Linked DNA regions of Homo sapiens: region 1 is linked to region 2. Evidence: chromatin contacts called from ENCODE Hi-C or POLR2A ChIA-PET data. All regions are on one chromosome and are shown on one strand. Each heading gives the region's core, a stretch centred on a gene start or an enhancer-like site at or near the end of the contact. The rest is flanking DNA. Distances are from core to core; before and after follow the strand shown.

Region 1 (6,148 bases), core at 3,590-6,089, 3.4 Mb before region 2:
CCAACAGGCACGCTCAGCATATTTTTATGCTAAGAAAATCCACTTGATCCTTTAATGCCACTAAAGATTACACTGTTCTTTGTTTTGCAAATCCTGCAGTGGCCTTTAGTCAAAAGCAATAAAATCCAATTTTAGATTCTCCAAAGAAAACAAAGTGTTATTAAGTATGTGAACTTCCCTTTGAGATATCAAACACCTGACACCTTGTCTCTTCTGAAGAAGAACCAGCCAGAAGGGCTTGGCATGCACTGAAGGGTACCGTGAGTGTGTGTTGGACTGTTGGTGACATTTAAAAAGCCAACAGGTTGACATTCAGCTATCAACCTGTTAAAGATGACCCCACAGCCTCACTTCTGAGACTCTATCCTACAGAAATACTTACAAGGAGGTATAAATATGAACATATGAGGATGTTCTCAGCAGCATTTTTGTAATTTAAGAAAATAACAAACATTCATCAAGAGAAGATGAATAAAATGAATTGTGCTAACTTCATACGGCAGAATTTTATGCAACTATTAAAAAATAAAGTAGAGCTATGTGGGCAGAAATAGAAATCTGTCTATCGTAAATCAAAATAGTACAATGTGCAAAAATATCTAGCATAGAATCCAATTTTGTAAAACAAAACAACACATTTCTCTATAGTTATACATTTTTAAAATAGTTAAGATGCCACACTCCTCACTCCAGGGAGTGGGATTTTAATTGATACATTTTGATTTAATGTGTATTATATTTGCAATCACTGTTACTTTTGTAATTTAAAAATATAGAATATATATCAAAATATGGCTTGGCTTCTTGAGTGTAGCACAAATACAGAGGCTTGAGGAAATCTGGGCTGCAGAGACAACAGGGAGACGTCCTTGAAGGAGCTCTCAGGGGCTTTGGCTTCTCCAATGGGGCCCAAACATGAGGACTCCAGAACCCTGGGCTATAAGGCATCTTGGTAGTGACCCTAACCCTTCCCACCACAGCCCTGTCTCAGTGCAGCCCAAGAGAAGTCTTCAAGTGTTGAACGCTTCCTTTCTGCTCAGTGGATCCTCACTTATAAATAACACCACTGCCCTCATTTACAGATGAGGACCCTAGAGCTCAGACAGGTTAAGTGACCTGTCCATGGCCACACAGCCAGGGACCATTACCCAGGTATAGCTGACCTAAAGCTATCACTATACAGAGAGATACCAATGTGCTTACAGCTGTGCAGTTCCTGAATGTGAAAGAATCCAGAGACCAAAGAGGTGGAGCAAATGAGGCAAAAATAATAATTAATAATAATAATGATAATAATAATGTTAAGAGATGAGGTGAAGAAAATGACTCAAGAGCTCAGAAGGAGTCAAGGAATTGGTTGTCTGAGAAGACTTCAAAGTCCGAGCAATGGAAAGAAGGCTCTAAACTAGCCAGAAACACAAAGCAAACCCTCAGGGTCCCACAAAACGTGTCGCTGACTCAAGGGAAATCTGGTAGTCACCTCCAGACCCAGAGGGAGGCTGGCAGGGGAAGGGCTGGAGCCGACAATCTGTCAGGAGCCTAGAAAGTTTAAAAAAAAAAAAAAAAAAAAAACAGCCCAGGCCCAGAGAGGGGTGGAAGTAGGGCAAGTAGGAGGAGCCACCAGCAACTGGGGAAGAACCATGAGCAAGGTGAGAAAAGGCCCAGGCCACCACTCTGGCTCAGATTCCCAGGGCTGAGAATATGGTCTAGACAGGAAGTGATTAAGGCATAAATGAAAAATTTCCCAAAGGTTGGGTCAGGGAAAGGCCAGAGCTGGCACACAGCTGGAGGCAGAGCAGAGGGGCAAGCGTGCCGGGGAGGGCATGTGGACTCCCCCATCTCACCAGCACCAGCAGGGGCCACGGCAGCCCATGGGAGAGTGATGCCCATCTCCATGGCCCAATCACCTGTCGCCTTCCACAGGCCACGGGGGTCACCCAGTGTCTTCCCCACACTTGCTCCAAGGACACATCTGATTTTCCAAAGGGTCAGAGTTGAGGGATCACTTGGTAAGGGGGTCCTTACCACTTGGAGGGTGGCTTCTCCCAAGTGGCCCTAACTAAGCTTCTTCTTGGGAATCTGACCTAAGAGCAGAGTTTACCAAAAAGACTTTGGTGCCTTAGTTAATGGTAAACTCCATGAGTCAGTGTGTAAAGGGAGGGTGTGTCTGTCTTGTGCTTCATGGTATTCCCAGAACCTCGCACAGGGCCATAGACCTCAGGGCACATTAATCAAGTCTATTACTTCTGGAAGGGGCTGTGATGAGGGTAGTTCACGGTGCGGGACTGGATCAGCTCACAGATGTTAGCAAACTTGAGCATGCCCAGAGAAGTGATGGGACAAAGAACCAAGGAGGAACATTCCACAAATAAAGATTTCTGTTGAGTGTAAGGGAGAATGCTCTACAATTTAGCCCTTCCCAGTAAAAAAAAAAACCACTGCTCTAATGGGCTGCCCTAGAAGATTCAAGCACCAATCAGAAAACCATTTAACTGGAAAGTTACAAGGAAGCAATTAGCATGGATGACTCCTGAAAGCCTAACCAATGCTGAGATTTCATGAATTTATCCAAATCCCTTTGAATTTTTTTTTTTTTTTTTTTTTGGTGTGAGTAATATGACAGGATGCCCAGATCTACATGTTTGGTTGCCATCATACTTCAACAAAAAGGAATACATTAATATTTATTTTACTTGTCTTCAAATTGTTTCCTTCAATCTTCAAGGCTAAGGGAGAGGGGTCTCTTGGTTCTAAGTCTCCAGAGATCTATAAGGCAGGGTTTTCTGGACGAATTGCAACTGTCACAAGGCTCTGGCTTCAGCTTGTGTTCCTTAGTTTGTCTTTATGCAGACATGCCAGAAGCAGTGTGGGGTCATGGAAAGCATCACTGAGCCAGAAATGACCCGGCTCCATTCCTTACCAGCCTGGAGACTCTTGGGTCCCAGTGAATCTCACTGGAGCCTCAGTTGCCTTAACTACAGAGTGGGGACAATCGTGCCTTTCATGGGGGTGCTGCAAGAGCTAATTGGGGTCAAGTATGTAAAATGCATACACAATGAGGATACACAATAAGTGCTCAATGTTTGCAGATTCAAGGGTAAGTGGACAAACAGAAGAGTGAATTTAGACTTATGTATATGTTTCAGGGTGGCTGCCATCTCTAACTGGCTTCTTATGAGTCTGTGAATTTATGGCCACACCTCAATTTCTGACCCTTGGATGCCAGACTTAGGTCCACCACACTCTCATTCACCAAACATAGCTCTAAGTGACTTCTCATCCCTAAAACTTAAATCCCTCCCAACAGATGAAGTTTTACTCCCACTGAGACAATTCAGAAGATATGCAAAGATTGTTAAGTTCCCAAAGTTTGCAAAGTTCCCAAGAGGAGGTTCGGAAAAGAGGAGGTCCAGAAATACAGTAGGCAACAGCGAGCGGTGGAAGGGAGCATGCAGTCCCCCAGGGCACTCCCTTGAAAAAGATAATGTACATTTGGAATAGATGAGTTCCAGTCCAGTCTGCTTACTTAAAAAACAAACCAACCTCCTGCTTCAGCCACAGTCACACATAGTGTCCCAGAAGGCTGAGGTTTAAAGCGTCCTTACAGACCAACCTCTGACCCTGCCCTTACTGCCTCAAATACACACATACCTACTGCTCAGATGGAAAGACTGAGGAAGAAGGAAGAAATCACATGTGAGCCAGCAGCAGACCTGGGTCTCGATACAAACTTCCTGTCTCCAAGTTTCCTGATCTTTCCACTACCCCAAGCTGCCACTCGACTCAGCCAAGGCAGCTCTACATTGGGGCCTGATCTGCAAAGAGCCTGCTACCCTCACCCCATGGCCCCAGGTAGCCAGGGCAGAGCCCAGGGCTCCAACTTCTGTACCCAAGTAGTTTAAGCTCAGAGACTGAACTGACCAGCTCTGGGGTTGTGTAGATGAATGAAGTTCTCCCAATTAGAGAAAAGCATCCCAGGCCAGCTCCCAGGAAGGGTGACACAGGTCCCATGTCAGCACCCCACAGGCAGAGCTACAACCCAGGCGAAATCATAGACTCGTCTCTCAGAAGAGGACATGGGATTTGGGTTAAAACAGGCCCAGAAAACTCAGGTAAACTGATGCTGGTCTAAAAATTCACTTTGGCTAATAGCTTTACTCTTCCTGCCACCAAAGTCACTCCCCACAGCCAGGGTAAATTGCCATCTCTTCTGCTCCTGAGAGGAAGGTGGGATAAACAATGGGGTGTCTTTAGGGGCTGGGGAAACTTTCTAACCATCAAAGAAGGATTCGACAGCTTTTGAAAGGAGATGTACAAGAAAAAGCTGGGTAGCCTTTGCTAGGGAGAGTGGCGGGGTCCTTCTCAGGTCTCCCCTACCCTGAGAATGTACAATTCTAAGATACTCAGGAAGAGACCAAAGTGAGGGGCCTGGAGAATGCCAATGAAGCCCACCCAGAAAGCCCCCTAAAAAATGCAGGTGAAAGTCTTACCTCGGCAGCCTTGTTCCTCCCTTCATACAGCAGCAGCTCCTCTGACAGCAGGAGGGTCCGGGCAGGATTACAGAGATCTAGAGGCTGGAAATAAAGCAGGCTGAGTGGGCAGTTCAAAAAGAGGCTGGGTGAGGACCCGGGGGGAGGAAGCAGCAGCTTGTCAAAGCCAGCCACAGAGAACCCTCTGACCCAGAGAAGACTGTCAGCCCGCCACCGACCCGAGAACCCACACACCCCCTCATACATAAGATGGAAACAGAAAGAGAGACGCTGCTGTCCTGTGGAACTGTTGCTGCCACCTTCCCCATCAACCCTCACCGTGAGAGCTACACTCATTGACAGGAAGTCTAACCACAGGCTTAGGCCCTCTGCAGTCCTCAGCCCCAGCTCTCACCCCCCACTGCACTGGGCTCCTGGGCCCTCCCAGCCCCCGCCATCCCCCATCTATCCTGTTCATGCCTCACAGGACCAAGAGGCATCCTGAGAGCCACATGCCAAGAGATTTGGTCACTTGAGTCCCTTCAAAGCCAGGCCAGTCCCTGCTCTGCACTCATAGCACACTTGAACTGTCTCCTTCTCAGGCAATCCCCCAAGGGTCAATTATCACCCAAACCTCTCACCCTACTCCCTCACCTTGCCCAGCCCAGCCCAGAGGAAGCTCCCTAAGCTCTGGATTACCCAGCAGGACTTGTCCTTATGACTGTATATTTCTAATATGGCTTCTAAGTACATGACATCAAGCAAGGTGCTTAAAGAAAGATCATGAAACAAATAGCAAGCTGGACCTGAAATCCCAGCTACTTGGGAGGCTGAGGTGGAAGGATCATTTGAGGCCAGGAGCTTGAGGTTACAGTGAGCTGTGATCATACCACTGCACTCCAGCCTGGGGGACACAGCGAGAGACTGTCTCTTAAATAGAAGTAGTTTCTTATACAAATATTAAAATGAACATGAAAATTAGACACAGGCCGCATGTGGTGGCTCATGCCTGTAATCCCAGCACTTTGGAAGGCCGAGGCGGGTGGATCACCTGAGGTCAGGAGTTCGAGACCAGCCTGGCCAACATGGTAAAACCCCGTCTCTACTAAAAATACAAAAAACTAGCCAGGCATGGTCGTGGGCACCTGTAATCCCAGCTACTTGGGAGGCTAAGGCAGGAGAATTGCTTGAACCTGGGAGGTGGAGGTTGCAGTGAGCCGAGATCGCACCCTTGCACTCCGGCCTGGGCAAAAAGAGTGAAACTCCATCTCAAAAAAAAAAAAAGAAAAAGAAAGAAAATTAGACATTGTAGATGCCAAGAACTTTGTGTCACATGCTAAGAAAGAGAAGAGACCCACAGAAAGGCTAAGGCCAGGCCCTGCTGACAGAGCTGTCTAAGGGGAGGCGTGTGAGCTCCCAGAGATGTGTTGCATCCTAACAAAGTGTGCCTACTGGACAGTGACAGGCTCAGACTGGGATGCCAGGGAGACCAGAGAGGCACAGGCAGAAATGAAGCCCGTGGGGCCAAGTCATGTCTATGCTGCTGATAAGACGATAAACCATTAGAATCTTCCTGCAAAGCAATTTGTCAATATGTGTAAAGAGCCTTTAAAATGTTTATGACCCATGACCCAGTCATTTCCCTTTCAGCAATCTCTCCCAAGGAAAATAATCAGAGA
Region 2 (6,232 bases), core at 2,977-5,476:
ATATTATTGCTTAAAGGTAAGTCAAGTTGTTGGATGAGTTGCTGATATTGGGTTTATACCTATGAACACAACTGGAAGATGATGAAAACTCTAGAAGGAAAGAAAGAACTCTGCTCTTACAGGGCAAGCAGAGTTTAAGGCCAAAAAGGAAAAAAGTTAATTAAAACAGTAAGAATGAAAATTATGGTGAATAGTAATTCTCCACCAAGATCCTCTCTTCAAATACATTTCTACTAGCATGGTGGGCTTGGCTGTGTGAAGATTACCTCCCCCCAGAAGGAAAACATTTTTATGGTAATACATGTAATTTTATTCACTCAGTACATTTAATGATGGACTTTTTACTCTTTAGTTTTTCGAATCATAGTGGACTACTGAAAACTCATTATTCCTGACCTCAAGTTTCTAAGAGAAATGTTAATTCTAAGGAAGTAACTGAAAAAAATCCCAGCTAGGAATAGAAAGCAATTTTATCATGTGTGTTCGGTTATTTATTTCAGGCTCACAACTGCTGCAAAAGAGCAACTCACAAATAATTCTACTAAGGCTTTCTGGCCTTTTCTTTCTTTTTAGAGACAGGGTCTTGCTTTGTCACTCAGACTGGAGTTCAGCGGCATGACCATAGCTCACAGCAGCGTTGAACTCAAGCTCAAGCAATCCTCCCACCTCGCCTCCTGAGTAGCTAGGACTAAAGGTACACACCACTAAATTCAGCTATTTTTTCCCCCCGTAGAAACAGGGTCTCACTATATTGCCCAGGTTGGTCTTGAACTTCTGGTCTCAAGCGATCAGCCTCTAAGCTTTTTCTTAAAACAAAAGAGCAACTGTAATGTTGTAATGTTGTAATGACAACAACAATAATAACTCTTACTGGGAGCTTTTTATGTACCAGGCCCTGTCTCAACATTTTTATGAGGTTGGTATAACTTTATTCCTATTTTACTGAGGTTTACAGAGGTGAAGTAAGTTGGTCACAAAGCTAGCAAGTGGTAGTCAGGAATGAAGCTTGAGATATGAATCCAGAGAAGTGACTGTCATATTTTAGCATATATTCTCCCTGACCATCACACATAATTTTTTTTTTTTTTTTTTTGAGACAGAGTCTTGCTTTGTTGCCCAGGTTGGAGTGCAGTAGGGATTGTAGCTCACTACAACCTCCGCCTCCCAGGTTCAGGCGATTCTCCTGCCTCAGCCTCCCGAGTAGCTGGGATTACAGGCATGTGACACCACGCCTGGCTCATTTTTATATTTTTGGTAGACATGGGGTTTCACTGTGTTGACCAGGCTGGTCTCGAACTCCTGACCTCAAGTGATCTGCTGACCTCAGCCTCCCAAAGTGCTGGGATTACAGGCATGAGCCACCTCGCACATAGATTTATACTTGAGTAATGGGAAATAAAAGAGAGACTGGTAATACTTGTGAGTTAGATACACACACATTTTGGGAACCCTTTTAAGTTTACCTTCAAGGCCATGAGAAAGAAAATCTCGTTACAAGAACTACACATATATTCTTTGGTGCTCTAATTGTCTGCCCCATACACTCTCTCCCTGCCCCACCTCACCTCCTAGCCTTCCACCCCATAAGTATGTAGCACACAAAGATCAAATAGATCTGAAATGCCAGTCTCCTTAGGGAAGTACACAGCAAGTAACTATGGCTGGTAAAAGACACAGTCATATTCTGCCCTGAACCCCAGCAGTCACAGAGGACATCCTGCTCCCAAGCCTGGTTTTGATTAGTTCCTATTTCTTACCAAGGAACTTGCAAGAATTAGGTTCTTTGATTCACCTCCTCTCTGTCACCTGAAAACTATGCATCTGTTTTTGTGCATGGCTGAGTCTGATTCCTCATAAGATGCTCCCCTAACTAACTTGCAGCATGGAGAGGCCATGCAGAAGTAGGCAATGAGGACATCACATGGTGGCCCAGCACCAGCAGGAGCCAACCCAGACACACGGATCTATCTGAAGACCCAGCACAATCAGCAGGAACAGCAGAACCTGCTTGTACCAGGGAATTCAGCTGGTGGGGAACGTTCTGCTTTTTCCAAAGTTCTGCTGCCCAGAAGCTGTAACTGCAGGCTTGTCACAGAATAAAGACTTCTGGGCCCATAGGATCTCAAGAGTGAGGCTGGGCTGCACGCGGTGGCTCACGCCTGTAATCCCAAATCCCAGCACTTTGGGAGGCCGAGGCAGGTGGATAACAAGGTCAGGAGATTGAGACCATCCTGGCTAACACGGTGAAACCCCATCTCTACTAAAAATACAAAAAATTAGCTGGACGCGGTGGTGGGCACCTGTAGTCCCAGCTACTCGGGAGGCTGAGGCAGGAGAATGGCGTGAACCTGGGAGGCAGAGCTTGCAGTGAGCCGAGATAGCGCCACTGCACTCCAGACTGGGCGACAGAACGAGACTCCATCTCAAAAAAAAAAAAAAAAAAAAAAAAAGAAGAGTGAGGCTGACAGGCAGGTTTAACCATGGCAGTTGTCTTTTCCAAGCCTTTAAGGGTAATATCTAAAGAGAATGTGGAATTCTATACTTTGAAAAGTCCTGATTTCATTGCACACCTTCACCCCTTGCCAAACATAGCTTCAACATAGTCTTTTCTTACCAATTCCTTTCCAAATGGCATGCATTTTTCAAGAAAACATACTTGCTGGATTTAGATAAAGAGAACACAGGGAAGTCTGGGCCAAGGCAGAAAGATCAATTTTTAAAAGGCAAGGAGAACAGTACGTAGTCATGGTGCTCAATGATCACCAGTCAACTAACTTAGTTGACTTTGACCCTAGTACACCAAAAATGTTCATGTTTAGTTAACAGAATAATGAACACTTATCCCTGCTCATCCTCAAATTTAAAAATTTCTTCCTTGCTTGAGTACCCAGTTCTTTCGAAGTTTTCAAGGAATGAACCTGTTTCTGGAGTAAATGGCAGAGCTTCTTCCTGGGAAATAACTTTCAAAAAGAACTCACAAGAGCAGCTAGGCTAGATGGCTGATGTGGACTAAGTTAGTCCCTTGGCTATCCGCTCAGATCTTTGGACAGCCCGAGTGCTTTTGCCTACTGTAATTTGGGGCATTGGAATTGAGTTCTGAAAGCAGAAAGGAATCATCCTGGGTCACTAGGGAAGCACTGTTTCATGGCCCCTGAGAGTCAAATTTATACACCCAGGCCACCGCAAAAGAAGGATTGCAGAGCCACAGTGGCTCCTAAAAGGAGGATCAAGAAGGACCCAGGAAAATGCAGGGGTTGGGCATAAGATTGGGAAAGGGTAGAGGGAACCTGAGCTACAGGTTGGAGAGAGAAGCTATTACTGTATACCTCATAGAGCAGGCTCAACAAATGGGAAGGAGAAGGTAGGGGAAAGAAGATGGATTTTGGAGACAAATGAGAGCCTGAGTTTGAAACCAGGCTCTCCCATTTTCAAGCTGAGTGACCTTGGGCAACTTAATCTCTCTGGGCTCTAGTAGTAATTCTTTGAAAAAGAATATTATTACAGGTCCACAACTCTTCATATATAATTCCCAAATCCAAAAAACTCTGAAAAGAAAGATTTTTCATAACTTATTTGGCAGCAAAACCTGACATGAGCTGACATGAAGGTCTCCTAGTCTTTACCCACTTAATGTAACTAATTCTTCTTCTCAAGTTTTAGAGTAGAAATTTAATTTGATCACAGGGTGTTGACCCAGAACCTGCCAGTTGTGTTAAATAATAGTATGTTCATTGTATTACTTTTCTAAATAATAGTATATACTTTATAAATTCTCTAAAATCAGAAAAAGTCTGAATCTAGAAATATATCCGGCCTCAAGAGTTGAGGTAATTTGTATCTTAGAGGGCTGTTGGGAGGATTCAGTGAGAAAATAAGAAATGACAAGTGTGAAATAACTAGTATTATATGCAGCTTTAAGGCCTTGATAAATTGTAACTACCATGATTAGACTTTTGTAACCAGAGAATGTTCTAGAAATATGGTGGTGGACAATAACCATCTGTGGACACTCCACAATAAGCTTTAGCTAGCTTCACACAGCCAGAAGGGCTCCTACAAGCTGCACAGTTGGTGCCTGCCTTGCAGGAAAGAGAGGCACTGTGTACTACTGATGGAGAGCTCTCTCATCATCAATCCTTCTGTCAGATGCTGACACAGGGACTTCCCCCATGGAGCAATGAGGGCACCTCAAATGAAACTGTGCCTCATGTGGCTCTAATTTAGCATGGCACACTCCACCAAGCTCTGCTTCATGAAGAATGTGTGGACAGTCGCAAACATATTTTTCCTAAGACTTTCCTTTGTGATATTTGCAGATAATGAAGGGGAAAGAACAGAGACCCAGTTAAGAATCTTTATAATAATGTAATGATCACCTCATGTCTAATCTTATCTAAACAGACAGCAGCAGAAGTCAACACTTCCTGTACAGCTTACAAAAGTAACATTTATAACTATCACATCTTTCCACAAATTAGAAGACATGAACAGATACCCCAAGTTATGGAACTTAATAGCAAACTACACCTTCTCTTTTGCCACTCTCCATAATGTAGGTCTCACGGGGTGAATGATCTGACTTGGTAAATAAATTCAACATCTGGCATGAAAACAGAAACTCTCAAAAAACCAAACAAATCATCACCTAACTGGGTTTCTCTGGCATACTTAGAACTTGGAAGTGAAACCAGGATATCTAATAATAGACACAGATACTAAAGTGAGAACTGTTGGCAACCCCAATATGAAAAGACATTTGAAAAGGTCTTGAACTGCAACTTCAATACAATGTTTGGATATCCCACCCCCTAATTCTTTCCTCAAGGGTGTTTTACAGCACTGTGTGAGTTACCCCTTCAAATCAGGCTCATGTACCTGCAAAGGTGCTTCCTTTATTCTCTCTCTCTCCTTTTTTTTTTTTTTTTTTTTTGGCACTTTGCTGCCCAGCCTGGAGTACAATGGTTCGATCACAGCTCACTGCAGCCTTGAACACCTGGGCTCAAGCAAACTTCTTGCCTCAGCTTCCCAAGTAGCTGGGACAACAGGCATGTGTCACCACACTCAGGTAATTTTTCTTTTTTTTTTTTTTTTTAAGAGATGGGGACTTGCTATGTTGCCCAGGCTTGTCTCAAACTTAAGCAATCCTCTTGCCTCCACCTCCAAAAGTGCTGGGATTACAGGCATGCACCACCACCCCTGGCCTTCTTCCTTTTAGTCTCTAATTCTAAGTGCCATCAGCAGAGGGCACACATGCACACACTATTGGGAGCATGGCCCCTCACATAACATACAGGGTGTTCACCAAGATGGCGCCTGCCTTCGGAAGTGCTCATAAGCAGGAAGAGCTCAATCCAAGCCTATGAAATGGATGCATTACAATAGGAAGACATTTAGTCCATCAACTCACAGTGAAGGCAGGACAGCTTGGGGTTGTGTTCAGATAATTACTCCTTTAAAAACTCTCACTGGCTTCTCACTGACCATAGGGTAAACTCTAAAGTCTACAACCCTTAACATGATTGATAGAGCTCTTGGTTGTCTGGCTCCAAATCTATTTCTGTTTTGTTTTAAATCTCTTCCATTAACTTACTCTTAAATATCTCAAATGTGCCAAGTTCTCTATTCCTTTTGAGCCTCTCTTAGGTGCCCTTCCTTCTCCCCTACACCCTGAGCCCAACTTTACCCCTTCAGTTCTCAGCTTAGACAGTAATTTCCTAAGGAAGGAAGACTTTCTTTATCCTCCAAATGATATGGTCTTCCTTGTTTGTGCTCCTACAGGTCTCTGTGCTTCTCTGTCATAAAATTGCCTCATTTGTTTAATGTTGTTTCTCTTACTGAACCATTAAGTTCCCTGAGAGCAGGGACTATACATTTTTATTCACCTCTGTATAAACAAATGTCACTCAAATTCTATTTAAGTGGAGCTTCTTCCTTTAAAAGTCAAATAAGGGCCAGGTGCAGTGGCTCATGCCTGTAATCCTAGCACTTTGGGAGGCCAAGGCGGGCGGATCACCTGAGGCGGATCAGGAGTTGGAGACCAGCCTGGCCAACATGATGAAACTCTGTCTCTACTAAAAATACAAAAAACAAACAAACAAAAAATTTAGCTGGGCATGGTGATGGACACCTGTAATCCCAGCTATTCAGGAGGCTGAGGCAGGAGAATCACTTGAACCTGGGAGGTGGAGGTTGCAGTGAGCCGAGTTTGCCCCATTGCACTCCAGCCTGGGAG

What was found. Hi-C counts contacts between places; a loop is a spot of excess contacts on that map. ChIA-PET counts read pairs that join two places held with the same protein, here RNA polymerase II (POLR2A). Pooled maps may share reads with other maps.
Region 1: a loop to region 2 is called in a map with no recorded cell type, with 8 times the contacts of the local background. The contact joins two enhancer-like sites. A Hi-C loop is called at or near these places in 2 of 37 single-sample maps with no recorded cell type and 5 of 50 pooled maps. POLR2A ChIA-PET finds 5 or more read pairs at or near these places in 2 of 52 experiments (GM12878 and OCI-LY7).

The regions. Positions count from the first base shown.
Region 1 is chr9:113,515,967-113,522,114 of GRCh38, reverse strand. RGS3 (regulator of G protein signaling 3) reads right to left here. Exons shown (of 23, transcript NM_001394167.1): 14 at 4,491-4,574. Among named protein-coding and RNA genes, the nearest start is that of RGS3, 55 kb to the right of the region's middle. RefSeq lists enhancers at 1,814-1,863, 1,884-1,933, 3,650-3,939, 4,341-4,470, 4,631-4,880. Within about 2 kb of position 4,839, at least 10 of the 41 ENCODE cell types and tissues checked have a DNase peak (open chromatin) inside an H3K27ac peak, as active enhancers do; they include GM12878 and OCI-LY7, where a contact is called at or near this core.
Region 2 is chr9:110,142,110-110,148,341 of GRCh38, reverse strand. All of the region lies in intron 8 of PALM2AKAP2 (PALM2 and AKAP2 fusion), which reads right to left. Among named protein-coding and RNA genes, the nearest start is that of C9orf152, 63 kb to the left of the region's middle. Within about 2 kb of position 4,226, at least 7 of the 41 ENCODE cell types and tissues checked have a DNase peak (open chromatin) inside an H3K27ac peak, as active enhancers do; they include GM12878 and OCI-LY7, where a contact is called at or near this core.